Linked DNA regions of Homo sapiens: all the other regions are linked to region 1. Evidence: chromatin contacts called from ENCODE Hi-C data. All regions are on one chromosome and are shown on one strand. Each heading gives the region's core, a stretch centred on a gene start or an enhancer-like site at or near the end of the contact. The rest is flanking DNA. Distances are from core to core; before and after follow the strand shown.

Region 1 (4,923 bases), core at 829-3,328:
TACAAAAATTAGCCAGGTGTGGCACACGCCTGTAGCCCCAGCTACTTGGGAGGCTGAGGTGGGAGGATCACCTGACCCTTGGGAGACTGAGGCTGCAGCAAGCAGTGATCATGCCACTGCACTTCAGCCTGGGCAGCAGGGTAAGACCATGTCAAAAAAGAAAAAAATGCCTATTTGGGGGGCTTCACTTTCAGAGATAGTGTCTTTAAGCCTGAGGGCTGGTCAAGGAATTAAGAGTTTTTCTATAACTCTTTGGGTAATTCTGACACAAAGTCAGATTGGAAAAATATTACTCTGAAATAAAGAAAATTTATAGAAACTTGATTTTATTTTATAAACAAAGTTCTAATTAAAAAAAAAAAAAAAGAGCCGGCCAGGTATGGTGGTACACCCTTGTAATCCCAGCACCTTGGGAGGCCGAGGCAGGCGGATCCCTTGAGCCCAGGAGTTCGAGACCAGCCTGGGCAACATGGTGAAACCCTGTCTCTTAAAAAAATACAAAAATTATTCAGGCATGGTGGCACACACCTGTAGCCCCAGCCCCTGGGGAGGCTGAGGTGGGACTATCACCTGATTCTGGGGAGGGTGAGGCTGAAGTGAGCCAAGATCCCACCACTTCACTTTAGCCTAGGCGAGAGAGTGAGACCATGTCTCAAAATAAGTAAATAAAAATAAAAAGGAAGAAAGAAAAAGAGCCGAGTGGTGGTGCACGCCTGTAGTCCTAACTACTGGAGAGGCTGAGGCGGAAGGGTTCCTTGAGCCCAGGAGTTCGAGGCCAGCCTGGGCAACACAGAAAGACTCTCTCTTTTTTTTTTTTTTTTTTTTTTTTTTTTTTTTTTTTTTTTTTGAGACGGAGTCTCGCTCTGTCGCCCAGGCCGGACTGCGGACTGCAGTGGCGCAATCTCGGCTCACTGCAAGCTCCGCTTCCCGGGTTCACGCCATTCTCCTGCCTCAGCCTCCCCAGTAGCTGGGACTACAGGCGCCCGCCACCGCGCCCGGCTAATTTTTTGTATTTTTAGTAGAGACGGGGTTTCACCTTGTTAGCCAGGATGGTCTCGATCTCCTGACCTCATGATCCACCCGCCTCGGCCTTCTCTCTTTAAAGAAAAAAAAAAAAAAAGAAAAGAAATTTGTCTATATAAATATACAGTTAAAGCAAACAATATAATATATAAAACCAAATTTGGAAATATTTTTTCCTTCCATCAAAACTTAAACATCAATTTTAGAACACAGTGTTCTATATCGTAAGGAGTCCTAGAGTCTACCCAGTATAATGTCTCACATCCTCGCCCTCTTGCTATAGTTGTCAAACCTAAATGTACCTAAGAATCACTGATAGGTAGTTGGTTAATACGATGGATTATTTCTAGGCCCCGACCTCAGACAGGTGCCTCCATGCCCCCACCCAGCCAGGACATTCTGAGTCTGTAATTTGAAGTGAGCTTCAAGAATCTGCATTTTTACCGCGGCGCTTTTGATGCAGGCGGTCCACGGTAAAGTTAGAGAAATGCTGCCCTGCTGCTGCGCTGCAGATTGAACTCTGGGGAAGAAGAAATGAGCACGACCGGGAGCGGTCCATCTAAACCGGTCCATTTAGATGGACAGGTTTTAGCAGTCCATCTAAATCTGTCTCAGGAGCTTTCTTTCTTTCTTTTTTTTTTTTTTTTTTTTTTTTTGAGACGGAGTCTCGCTCTGTCGCCCAGGCTGGAGTGCAGTGGCACTCACTGCAAGCTCCGCCTCCCAGGTTCACGCCATTCTCCTGCCTCAGCCTCCCGAGTAGCTGGGACTACAAGCGCCCACCACTACGCCCGGCTAATTTTTTGTATTTTTTAATAGAGGCGGTGTTTCACCGTGTTAGCCAGGACGGTCTCGATCTCCTGACCTCGTGATCCGCCCGCCTCGGCCTCCCAGAGTGATGGGATTACAGGCGTGAGCCACCGCGCCCGGCCTGTCTCAGGAACTTTCAAAGGGGAGTGGCAGACAGAAAATGAGCACGGTATCTAATCAGCAAGTAGGATTGCAAATAAGAACGCCTTTATGAAGGCCCCAGTTTTTACAGTAAGTCCCTCACTGCCCGCACACAACGATGCCAAGTTCCAACCTGATTTGCGTCACCACAGTTGTGGGTTTGCGCCAAGGTTAGTTATCAAGCGTAGTGAGAGGATAAATTCACAAAATGAGGGACAAAAATAAGACGAGAGCTGGGTACAACGGAAGTGAAACCTGGGTGGAGGTCATCTCCAAATCACAGTGGAAGGACGATGTCAGGGATTTGTCCCAACACTCTTTTGATGAAAGAATTTGATTAGTGGACTATTGCACTCTTAAAGGCAAAGAAAACAAAGCACGGCAGTGCCCCGCTCGGTCGGGATTCAAAAGCAGTGAAAGCTGCCTTGCTCTGTTTAAAGCGACAGGACTGCTCTGCTATTCAGGAAAGACTAAGGAGGCAGCGGTATCTGCGAAGTCCTGCGAGCTCCCGGCGACAGGAGTAGCGCGAGCAGCTGACGGGGGAAATCCACTGGCAGCGAGTCGGATGAGTCAGCGCTGAGTCACGCTCGGCGCTACGTGCCGGCCTGGGCGGCCGCAGCCCGGGGCCCGCAGCCGCGGAGTCAGCAGAGATCCGCCGCTTCCTGGAAGACCCTCCCTGCGCCTGAGGGAGGGGGCGGCGTCGCCTCCTCGCGCCGCCAAGGCCCCCTGCAGTCACACACTCGCCCGCACGCACGACCTCCTCGCTCCATCCTGGGGACATCCAGGATTCACCCCCGAGGGGAAGAGTCCCATGTGACAAATGGTTAGAGCTTGGGCGGATGCTTTCATCCCATGTGTTTCCTCAAAGCTGAGATTCCAGCGCTCTTGCTCTTTTCGTGTTGTTGTTAGGTTTTTAACTTTTTTTTCCCGTTTCCTGGCAGAGGATTAACACGCTGATCTTTTTATAGTTTCCAATATTTTAAATGAAGCACAAGAAGAATGGATTAATAAAACGTGTTGAAACTTAAGCATCAAATCGTCACACTGCTCTGGGTTCTAAAATGACTAGAAAGTGACTGCACTAGAAGCTTTGAATGTTGGGTAACTGGGAAGGATTAACTCGGTTCTGATGTGCCCTTTGTTAATGAAAATCAAATCTTTGCTATTTGTCCAACCACCCTTATAATAACTAAATTTGTCTAAAGACTGGAGACATGTGTGGTAATAATTAGATATGGAGTCACCAAAGAACAGGGTAGCCATGCCTTTGTGTTTTCTGTGCCTTAACTAACATTCTGTTGTCCTAATGTGCAAATGATACATTGTTGGTTTTAAAAAATATTATGGCAATGTTTATATCCATGCTGAGAGTTAATAGCAGGTATTGTGTCATGAAGTGCAGCTAGTCAGTGAGATAGTCCTGATACAGGTGGGGTAATTATTATTTAGGGACAATTTGCGGCTGTTTTTCAAGACAGACTGGGTCTTTAGAAGTTGTGCCAGCTGTTACCGGTGGTTCTGCTTCATTGGGAGAATTATTTCCCTCCTTATCCCTGTGTACGTGTGAAATGATGCAAAACAATAGAGTGTTCGTGTAGTTTGACTGCTTTTCTTGCAGGCAAGGAGACTGAAGTAATTAGAGGTTGAACTGACTCACCAAGGTTACTGGAGAAGCATGACTACCCAATTTTGTAAAGGAGAGAAAAGCCCCAAACAAATACAAATAGGAAACATGAAAATACGAGAGAGGATCAGAGCCCAAGAAAGCAAAATGAGTAATATGGACCAGAAATGGAATCTCATATACTTGAACTAGTTGTAATGGGAGGTATACTTAATGCGCTAGCCTTAAAAAAAAAGTCAAATTATTGCATAAAAATTTAAGATTTTAAGTAATTACATACATCATTTGATGTTTTAAAAACTGTGCCTGATTCTGATTCATTATTCTTAGCATATCCATATGGATATTGCCTTGGCATTTACCAAGTCAGACTTCAGTTCAAAAACCCAAATTCATCTTATGACGGTGTGAACTTGGACTTGATACTTAGCTTCTCTAAGCCTATAATGGAGATTATAATCACCATTTCACCTGTTTGCAAAGCAGGCAGGATTAAATGAGATGATGCCTATAAAAGGTTTAGCACATTTCCATGCAAAAAATTTCTCAGTAAACGAAGCTTGTATTGTGTTATCAGTATTATTGAACTTGACTAAACTATTGATCAGATCACAAAGAGGTAGTACAGGTACTTTGTCCAGATCCTAGAACTAATAAAAGCTTTGGGAATGTACATCACAAACGTAGTGGTTCAGTGACTGATATGGTTTGGCTCTGTGTCCCCACCCAAATCTCATCTCGATTTGTAATCCCCACGTGTCAAGGGAGGGACCTGTAATCCCCATGTATCGAGGGAGGGAGGGGATTGGACCATGGAGTCAGTTTCCCCCATGCTGTTCTCGTGATAGTGAGTTCTCATGAGATCTGATGGTTTTATAAGTGTTTGGTAGCCCCTCCTTCATTCTTCTCTTTCGTTCCACTTTCTGAAAAAGGTCCTCGCTTCCCCTTCACTTTCTGCCATGATTGTAAGTTTCCTGAGGCCCCCCACCCAGCCATGTGAAACTGTGAGTCAATTAAACCTCTTTTTTTTCTTATAAATTACTCAGTCTCAAGTATTTCTTTATATATAGAGTGTGAAAACAGACTAATACAGTGACCTTGGGCAAGATCCTTAGACAAGAGTCTAAAACACCTGAGCAAGTACTTAATGTTCTTTGATTATGAGTGGAGAGATGAAAGAAATAAAGGAAATCTAAATAAAAGGAATGCCCTACAATCATCAGTTGGCCAGAAAAGTGGTAGGTGATGCAAAACAACCAGGCAAGAACGCTTTTCTCCCATCCTCGGAGAGAGCTCCTTGACAAAGTACCATAGCAGTCACTGGGCAG
Region 2 (4,923 bases), core at 687-3,186, 2.5 Mb before region 1:
CCTCCTCACACAGAACTTCAGAAAGCAAGACTCCTTCCCTGGAGCTGAAATGAAGTGATGATGCCTCCGCTAAAGTGCTGATTCACCAAGGCACAGGAATAGCCATTGAACTGGAAGACTGAAAGGGTTTTCTTAGGTCTCTGATGTTCAGTATCCTACTAACAGAAAAGTGGGTATCCCAAGGTCTGCGTTTTTCATATTTCAAAATATGACCAAGAGAGCTAGGGAGGAGTTGATTACAAATGCCAGCAGAGCTGGCATGACAGTGGACTCAGAAAGACATCTGCTGATTTCCTCCACTGCCTCTGAAGGGAGAATAAGAGAACTCAGCTACCTGATTCAACAATCCTTGCTAGAAACTAGACAGTTGTTTTCTGAAGCTTTCTAAAGGAGACAGTTAAACCTCATTGTTATTGCCATCATTACAAAACACAAGTATCTATTACCCCTGCATGAGTGAGATTGTGTGCTACCCAGTGAGGATGCAAAGACAAGGCCCCAGGCTTGAAAAGCTCTGAAATCTCTTTGTGGTAATCCAATACATACTCATGGAAAACATAAAGACCAATACAAGGCAGCGTAGGGTGAGGTGCCTGCAGAGTAATCCAGATTAAGTGTTATTGAGTTCCCGGGAGAGAAGAGGTGATCCAATAAAAGATTCACAGAAGAGGCAGGAATTGATGAGGGCCTTAAAGAAAGGCCATAGGAAGATATGTTAGGCTTGTGACTGGGCAGTAGGAAAGGGCTGAGGTAGGAGTTTAAAGAGCATGGTAAGGGGCACTGAGAGGAACCTGTTTAGAAGGGGACCCGTGAAAAGAGAGGGGTGTCAGAGGCTCTGGAGGGATGCAGGGGTTGGGCTGTGGAGATCTCAAATTCCAGGCTAAAAGTCCTTGGGTTTATATGGTGGAAATGAAAGTTTCAGAGTAGAGGTATGACACAGACCTCTAAGTGGTCAGAAAGATCTACTGGCATTGGTATACTCAGGAATTAGTAAGGCCTGCTAGTGTGGACCAGTCTGGAGACTACTTTGATGGCCTGAGATAGAGGCCATGAGGAACTGGGAAGGCAGAGCAAAGGTATATTTCAGGAGATATTTATGGGAACATCTTTAGAAGCAAAATATATTTGAGGCACACTGTATAAAGCAGATTTGTTCTTCATATCCCATTCATTTACCTGTCTCATTTTATGCATGAATAAACAGGCTGAATATATAACAAATAACTACAAGATTAAGTCTGTCAATTGGATTATGAATAAAATTATCCCAGTTCCTGGGGCAAAAAAACAAAAATAAAGCAAACTGGACACCCCCAAAACGTGTGTTAAGTGACAGGACTCACTTAAGAAATGTTGGTTGAATCTGAATATCAATTCCCTTCTATAAGAAAACTTCTGGAATATTAGCCAAATTCTCTAAAGCTAGATAAATATGACAAACCCCCAAATTTTCTTTACAGTAAATTCGAACAGTATTCCATGGCAAAAGCTGTTACATAAAACAATGCATTTACTTCCTCTCACTAGAAGAAAAAAACAAACAAAAGAGAGTATGTTCACTTAAAAAAAAAAAGCTTGACAAAATGGAGTGCTTAGAGGAGTTTTATATTTAATATGTCATCCTGAATCATTATTGTGAATATGTTATGAACTTAGTTTGAATTAATAGATTCTACGGGATAAAAAGAGAATAAGAACATCAAGGTCAATTCTGCTCTATACTTTGCTGTCAGCTGAAGGTCAGATGGACACACTGAAGACATATGTCACTTATCTATTAAGCCTGTGTGAGATCTGGTTTATATAAACAATCAAATGGAAAATTAGCTGGGTAATTTCAAAAGAAGGGGGAGAAAAAAGTCTGTTAAGCAGTGCAATGAAGCTTGAATAGATCAGAAGAAACTAAAACCCCAGCTCGGTAGATGCCGATACTGGTTTGCATGGAGGAGTTATTTTGCTAAAAGGAAGTAAAACCGCTTCGTGAAATGTGTTGTCCTGTGATATGACAAGCACTGGGCCAGTGTGCGAAAATGGAAATGCTTCACGGAGGCCTTGAGAAAAGTTTGTTTTTTTTTTTTTTTTTTTTTTTTTTTTTTTTTAGCATTTTCTACAGTAAACTCTCTGAGAAATTCCAACAAAGCCTATGTCTTTTTGCCCACATTTTAAACAGTGATTCAGGGCAGCAGTAGGGGAAAAAAAAGTAAATATACATTGTAGCTTTTCATTCAGTAAATACCTCAAAACTAAAAAAATTGATTTTAAAAGCCTTCTATTTTTCTCTTGGAATATTTCCTGTTATTTGGAAATTACGCCATTTTAGAAGATTAGTCACATATTTTAAGGTGTTTACATACTGAAATGTAAAATATTTTGAACCATGATGACACTTCTTAAATTCATATTTTTAGAGCATCAAGTTATTTTTAAGAACAAATAAATTCTGCTTTTTGCTAGTGAATTTCTGCTGTTTTTAGCATATTGTGCCAGCTAGCATTTTGGAGCCGTATAATAACCATTTCTGTTTCCAGCCACCAAATTGTTATTCTTTGGACATAATATAGATTCAGGAATGCAAGACTGTGGATCCTAAACCAGTGATATAGAAACCTATGATTTGAAAATCAATGATGAATACATGCGTGTGGTTTACTGCTAAGAAGAGCCTGCATTTAAACCGGCTGGGAAACCGCAGCCTCCTCCTCACTCAGAATGCTGCGGCCTGTGTTGAGCCTGTTGTCCCACCTTAAGATAAATTCACCAAAGAGAATGGTCGCATTTAAATTCAGGGGTCCGGGAGGTGGGAAACACCACCTCTCAACAACCTTCTAATATATGGATTCAACCTTTTTTCATGCTATGTTTTAAAATTACCCTCTGCCTGGACAATTATCAATTTAGACGTGACTGTATGCAGATGTCACATTCCTCTGACCACTTAAAGGCACAAAAATTATAAAGCAGGAGTGAATGGATTTCCTGATTATAGATTATAAGAAAATGAAGTACAGACCAACTTTAGAGTCAGTTTGTTTTATAGTTTCATTTGATTAAAAATATTGTTTTACATAAAAATAACAAATTTAAGCATATATGAGTTAACTTACATAAAGGATTAGAGAATCTACCTCTTCTGGTTACAAGTTTGTATATACTCATATTAGTGTCAATACATAGAACTTGAATGTGGTGTTAGGAGAAAAACATTTTTCTCCCCAGTTAACTTGCAAACACTTGCTGCATTTTTTTTATTGACTCCTATTTTAAGAAGTCGTAAATTCAAAGAACATATTCCTGGCTTAAGATATTATGAGGAAGGCATTTTGCCTTGTCTCACAGAGCTCACTTGAACATGTAGCTCTCTTTGAGCTCAAAGTTCTGAAACTTTCTTTTATTTGGATGTTTAGGCATTTTGAGTTTTCTTCACTTGTTTCTTTTTCTTTTCTAGGACTTTGAATTATGAATACAAGCATATAAGACTAATAAGCATAAACAGAATTAGTCACTATGGACCATGGCTAATTCTGCCATTGGCATAACCATTTTTTAATCTACCAAACTGTCATCTTCTATTATCCCCTCTCCTCCTTCCATCTCCATATCCAATGAGATACCAAATCTTATTCATTTTTCTTCAGAAATGCCTGTCTCTACTTCCACTGCCACCATCTTAGCTTTGGCTTCCATCACCATTTGAATAAATATTTCAGCAACTCGGCCGGGCGCGGTGGCTCACGCCTGTAATCCCAGCACTTTGGGAGGCCGAGGCGGGTGGATCATGAGGTCAGGAGATCGAGACCATCCTGGCTAACAAGGTGAAACCCCGTCTCTACTAAAAATACAAAAAATTAGCCGGGCGCGGTGGCGGGCGCCTGTAGTCCCAGCTACTCGGGAGGCTGAGGCAGGAGAATGGCGTGAACCCGGGAAGCGGAGCTTGCAGTGAGCCGAGATTGCGCCACTGCAGTCCGCAGTCCGACCTGGGCGACAGAGCGAGACTCCGTCTCAAAAAAAAAAAAAAAAAAAAAAAAAAAATATTTCAGCAACTCTCCATCTGGGCCTCTGGTCTCTACTTGAGGGGTTCTTCACCAGGCCTTAAGAGGAGTTTCAGGCCTTCAGAGGAGTTCCTTAAAGCTGTATGCAAACTTTTGTGCATTTGTGTGATGCTAACCAACCCACTCAAGGAAGTCTTTCTGAACTGCTACTTCCATCATGTTCCTTTTTCATACATGAGTGCTTAACACAGTTGAGTCAGTGCCCTGCCTGGCTCTCAGAACTGTCTACAGTTGACACACTCTATCTATGAAACCTAATTTCCAATGGTCACAGCCTGCCTTATGGTCCTCGGAATATATGCAAATCTTTGCTCTAGCAGTTCAATAACTGGCAGTATTGGCTCTCCTGTTTAATTCAAATTTATCTTTTAAGGATCAACTAAAGTTCCAACTCTTTCATGATGCCTTTCAGACAACTTCAGCCCACACTGAATTCACTCCCCTCTGCTGCAATTAGTGGCAGCGATAATACACAGAGTACTAGTTCTTTATATGTTTCAGGTGCTTCACAAATAGATATATAGAATATGCTAGAAAAATTAAGAATTATTCAGGAAAGGCACTAAAAGGTAAGTTATTGAGGGACAATGAGGTGAGAACTGAAAATGTAATGAGTAACTTGTTAAATTGAAACATCAAGGGTCTCTTCTCTTTATGCTACTTGAGAAAATTTTATATTTTAGATAATGATTGCAAATTGATGACCAAGTACACTATTGAGACAAACTGCTTATCTACCATATATATGAAAGCCAGGAAATCATGTAAGTGCCCACCTACTAAATTTGTTTATAGAGAGTTAATTAAAGCGTCTTTTCTACCTGTTGCACCTGTTAATCATTTCACAGCACATTACCTTAGCTAACTGCAAGTG
Region 3 (4,923 bases), core at 1,786-4,285, 2.4 Mb before region 1:
TCATCTTGTGACCATTAATTGCATATTAAATTCTTCTATGTTGCTTCGAATCATGTCCCCAAAGCCAGAATTCTGTTTAATAACTATGTCTTTGTTGTTATGTAGCACAAGTATTGCTGCACAGCTATTTCCCCATTTTTGTCACTTTCTGAGATTTCATAGACTCAAATTATACCACACTTTAGAGTTGAGAAATAAAACCACAAAATATACTACAATAAACAGAAGAAAGTTTTAAAAGATAATGTTAAGATATGCTAAGGAGTTATTCAGTGCTGTTCTTTATAAAAGAAGTTTAAATAAAGTATTTATTAGAAAGATACGTTTGCAGTGTTATGGAATTTATTGATTCCGTTAAGTTAGGGCCAAGGAAAAAATTTCAGGTATCTTTTCCCCCAAATTTTTCAAAATGAACATGTTTACAAAGAAGAAAAGAGGCAAAGTGCCTCTTGTTATCTAAGTTTCATGGAGTTATCTAGTATTAATGTGCTTCTCTCTTGAAAAGTTAATATCTGTGATTGCACACTTTTAAAATATGAATAGCTCAGAAAAGGTGGAAAACTGTTTTTATTATAAATTGCTCATTTGTTATTGAAATAAAAAACAAATTAACATTTAATAAAACTTACACTTTAATATTATCTTTCAATATATTCCACATGCACAGCAATCAGGACGTAAATGGTGCAATTAATGAATGAAGTAAAATGCTGCCTTTCCTAAGAAGTCTGAAAAAAAGTCAAACATTCGAATGCTGTGTGAATTATATTAATAAAAATAGTAGGTTTTTATAAAATTTAGTAAAATTTGAAGTAAAGGTAACAGCCACCTACTGTCTCTTTGACGGGAGAACCAAATTTTAAGCAAATGTTATGTTTAAAGACTGTTTTGATGAAAACTTTTAGAATTGAGTTAGTAGCAGAATACATAGCTAAATGTACTTTTCTACAAATAGAATGAGATATTTGATTTAAAATATTTCTTTCCTCTTGAAATAGGATGTTAGATAGGGACATCTCATTTTACCTATCAAGTTCTGAGTCTTGCTTTAGAACTACTTCTTTTAACTTAATTTCATGCATACACTGGAAGACAATAATATGGCTTTTTAACTGCATTATCTTTAGTTGAAACTGATGGAGAAACAAAAATACTGCTTATACCATATTGGTACATGCTGAATGTTTTTAAAGACTAGCCAAAACTGACATTTTTTAAAATTAAATAAGATGTTTTAGTTTCAAATTAGAGATTGTTGATCTATTTAAAGCTAAAATTGGTATGCAATACGAGGTTAAACGGGGTTCACAGGTGGTCACATTTCCATGTCCTACCAAGTCTCTAGGGATTGGAGTTATTATACTCCACATAAACATCTTTACTCTGCAACCACAATTCCATTGCAAGGTGCCAGTGAAAGTAGGCTAGTCGCTTTTTTTTTTTTTGGACTGGTATAATGAGGTGGCTGGAGTTTCCTTTATAGCACTTAGAAATTATATGCAGTCCCCAAGCATTTCATAAGACAGTTACTATTAGAGTTAGTTTCAGATTCACAATAGTAAAACGCACTTTGTGTCAAAGCAATTCTCCACTGAGGACCGGTTAAGGAACTGGCAGAGAGCCCAATTCTACTTAGTCTACTGTCAGCATTTACATATAAAGTATTTTATACAAAAGACACGCATTCCTAAAATGTGACAAAAAAAGGCTCTCCCCAAAGAATGATAACTACTGGACTTAGAATAGTCAGAAGTGATTCAGATATAAAATTTCCTTTAAAAAGCAATAGCCATGTTCAGGGAAGGAAGGTAACATTAGCATTAAATTTAAATACTTCCACAATATTTAATAATAAAATAAACAATGTGCCACATCTATATATACTTCCTTTGTGACAAACTTTATCATCGAGTTTGGTAACTTTCATTCCAAGTCCAAAGAGAAGGCAATTTAAGTGACTTAACCTTGCTTGCTTTTAAACAGCTATGTATTTGACTTGACCTGAACAGCAATCCATATGCTGAAATCGAACGTGAATTGTGAAATGTGTAGACTACTATGGCAGGGATATTACTTTTTGTCCACACCAATTAAGAAGCCCTCTGTCAAGCCGGCACTTTGGTGAGGGAAGGAAATGCACAAAGGTATACTCTGACAGACAGCCATGCTTTAGGTCAAACTAATCCCAAGAATTAGTGGCTCAGAAGCATAACCCAGGGCAAATCAGTGTCTTTGGGGGGACTCATGGGAGCATCTTTCCACAGTGAACTAACTGCTAAATCTTAAGGCGTCTACTTCAAGGTCACAGAACATGCTGTGAAATATTAAAATCCACCAGGCTCCACACGCTCCACCATATCAAACATGCTAATGACGTGAACTAACTTCATGAAACTTTAAATACACTGGTGTGACAGGAACGAGTCAGGAGTGATTTCAATAGCTGATGGCAAACGGATACGACTATCTAAAAAGTTACTTTTAGCAACAAACAAGGAAATCATGGAATCTAACGAAAAAGAATGCACAACGAGCCTCAACTTCAGCCTTCAAAAAAGGCACAGGGATAGATAGACACAGTGCCGTGGAATATATTGATGCAGATTTTAGAGACAATACCCGGGTTTTCTATTTCCTCGAGAAATATCAGGGGTACTTACATGAAGGAAGACCCGATCAGATTAGTCCTTGGGATATTTTCCTTTCTTAAGAGAGAGAGAGAGAGAAAAAAAAAATAACAACAATAATCTTTACTTCGTCCAGCGTTGAAGTGCTTCTCCACCTGATTCAAACATGCAGCCACGGCGACCCACACAGAACCTTCAAAGTCAATCCAATAGCAGCCCGAAGATGTCTGGGTGTACGCGTGTGCTCAAGTGTCTGTGACTGCGAGCAGAGCGAGCAGAGAGCTGGAGACGATGTGTGCGTGTGTGCGCGCGCGCGAGGGGAGCGCGCGCGAGGGGGGGGGCGCGGGGCCGCGCATTCGCGCGCGCCGAGGCCGCTCGGAAGAGGAGGAGGAGGAGGAAGAAGGAGGAGGAAGAGAAGGAGGAGGAGGAGGAGGAGGAGAAAGTGGCTCTCAGCGGCCGGTCGGATTAAAAGTAACCAGACTCGTCCAGAAAACTGCGTCCAGGAAGGAAGTGACAGAAGACGAATGGGAAAAGGAGAACAGCTCACAGCGTTTGAAACATCGCGTAAAAAAGACTGGGGGTGGTGGGGGCGGGGGGGATTGAAGGATACTGGGAGGGGAGGCGGGGGTGGTAGGGAAGACGGAGCACGAATGGTTGGGGTTCTAAGCAGCACGTCCGATGAAATGTCTTTTGCCTCCTTTTTTCCCCCTTTATTTAATTTTGTCCTTGCCTTTGCTTCGCGCTGCCTTTTTCTCTCCGTCTCTCTCTCCCCCACAATCCCAAACCGTTGACTCTTTCCTCGCGAGCTGGAGAAATCATCAGTTTCACTCTTGCAAAAGGGGGGCGGGACTAGACCTCGGAGCATTTTAATAAAACAAACATACAGCAGCTCCCTCCTCACCCCTCCAGTCTCAACTAGATTGATAAATTACTCCACTACACTACTTTAATTATGTATATGGTATGCAGAATAAATCACTGAACATCAGTACCTCAATCAAGCACTTTTAAATGATAATTGCATCTTGGTGAATCAATCTTTCCATTCCTGACATTTTGCTAATTTTAGTTTTACGGTGGGGTAATAGCACATGCCATACGCAAACCTAATGACAATTCTTTATTGCACGAAATGAAGACAACACGGCGAGCTGCGGCTCCCTGCTCCTCTCGCGGCGCCTCTGCGGAGGACGCTCGGAGAGAACCTAGTCTCCCGCTGCGGCGCGCTCGCTTGCTCTCCGGGGACGCTGCGAGCCAGCCAGCAGGAAAGTCCTTCTAAAGTCGGGATCTTTCCTCTGACCAATAGGAGCGCGACCCTAATAGTTGCTCTTGTGACTTTTCCCCCTTTTGGACACGCGTTAGCCACTTCTCTCTTCCACCGGTCGGTGCGCTCCTCCGTTACTCACGCGTAAAAACCACGGTCCAGGATGTCTGCAGCACTCGATTCCAGCGTGCTTTTCCTGCACGCCCAGAAGTCGCGGTTTTCACCCTGAGAGGTTGGAGCGCTAGAAAGCGAGCCGAAAGGTTTCTCTAATGTTAGTAATGTACGAAATAATAAAATAATTACCAGTATTTGAGATCTCGACTTCATCGCGGGGCCATGAACTTTCTAATCAGTTTGGAAATATTTACCGAGGAAGCAGCTTCCTCGGAGTTCCCCCCCTCCCCCCACTCTATCTTTTCCACACCTTACTGGACTTCATCCAGGTCATTAACATGTAAACCAAACCAACTTCCCAAATGCATTAGGCTACCCTAGCCGATAGCTGATGACTTCACTTATCCTGAAGAGTTTCAGCTGCACAGGAAGCAGAAATAGAGACTGATAAGGGAGGATACTTATGTTAAGGTTAAAGCATGATAAACACTTTTCCTTACAAAAAAAAAAAAAAAAGGCTTTAATATTTAGGCTACTAGAGATTGGGCACCTCCCGCCCTAACCAACTGTTAATATATACCATGCCCAATAAAGCCAAAGATAAAATACATCAACTAGTATAGAATCATGAAAAGACAAGATTGCATGCCAGTAGAATTATAGATTACATAAAATGTTTAAACCAAACTATTTTTTAAAAAATATTGTGAAAGCAAGAAGGGAAAATTAATAGAACATGGAATATATGAGATTAGACAATAGTATATTGAAATATCTAGCTAACTAAAGATTTCCTCACTTTAGAAAATTCCTTTTAGCACTACGTTTAACCCAATGACTAGTTGTATTTCCTGTTAAGTTCAGCAATATGCCTCCAGATGACTATTTTAATATATGAGGACAGTATGGTTCAAAAAG

The links. Hi-C counts contacts between places; a loop is a spot of excess contacts on that map. Pooled maps may share reads with other maps.
Region 2: a loop to region 1 is called in a pooled map, with 2.4 times the contacts of the local background. The contact joins two enhancer-like sites. A Hi-C loop is called at or near these places in 2 of 37 single-sample maps with no recorded cell type and 2 of 50 pooled maps.
Region 3: a loop to region 1 is called in a pooled map, with 5 times the contacts of the local background. The contact joins the promoter of MEF2C-AS1 here to the enhancer-like site in region 1. A Hi-C loop is called at or near these places in 2 of 37 single-sample maps with no recorded cell type and 4 of 50 pooled maps.

What each region holds. Positions count from the first base shown.
Region 1 is chr5:91,278,078-91,283,000 of GRCh38, forward strand. No RefSeq gene overlaps it. Among named protein-coding and RNA genes, the nearest start is that of LUCAT1, 34 kb to the right of the region's middle. RefSeq lists enhancers at 1,441-2,382, 2,381-2,640, 2,383-3,324. Within about 2 kb of position 2,079, at least 39 of the 41 ENCODE cell types and tissues checked have a DNase peak (open chromatin) inside an H3K27ac peak, as active enhancers do.
Region 2 is chr5:88,732,500-88,737,422 of GRCh38, forward strand. The region is part of intron 6 of MEF2C (myocyte enhancer factor 2C); the gene reads right to left. Among named protein-coding and RNA genes, the nearest start is that of GSCAR, 38 kb to the left of the region's middle. RefSeq lists enhancers at 1-103, 2,795-2,894, 4,027-4,076. Within about 2 kb of position 1,937, at least 9 of the 41 ENCODE cell types and tissues checked have a DNase peak (open chromatin) inside an H3K27ac peak, as active enhancers do.
Region 3 is chr5:88,880,295-88,885,217 of GRCh38, forward strand. It overlaps MEF2C-AS1 (MEF2C antisense RNA 1), which reads left to right and starts at 3,036. Exons shown (of 10, transcript NR_136219.1): 1 at 3,036-3,191. MEF2C (myocyte enhancer factor 2C) reads right to left here and starts at 2,890. Exons shown (of 11, transcript NM_002397.5): 1 at 2,661-2,890. RefSeq lists an enhancer at 3,948-3,997.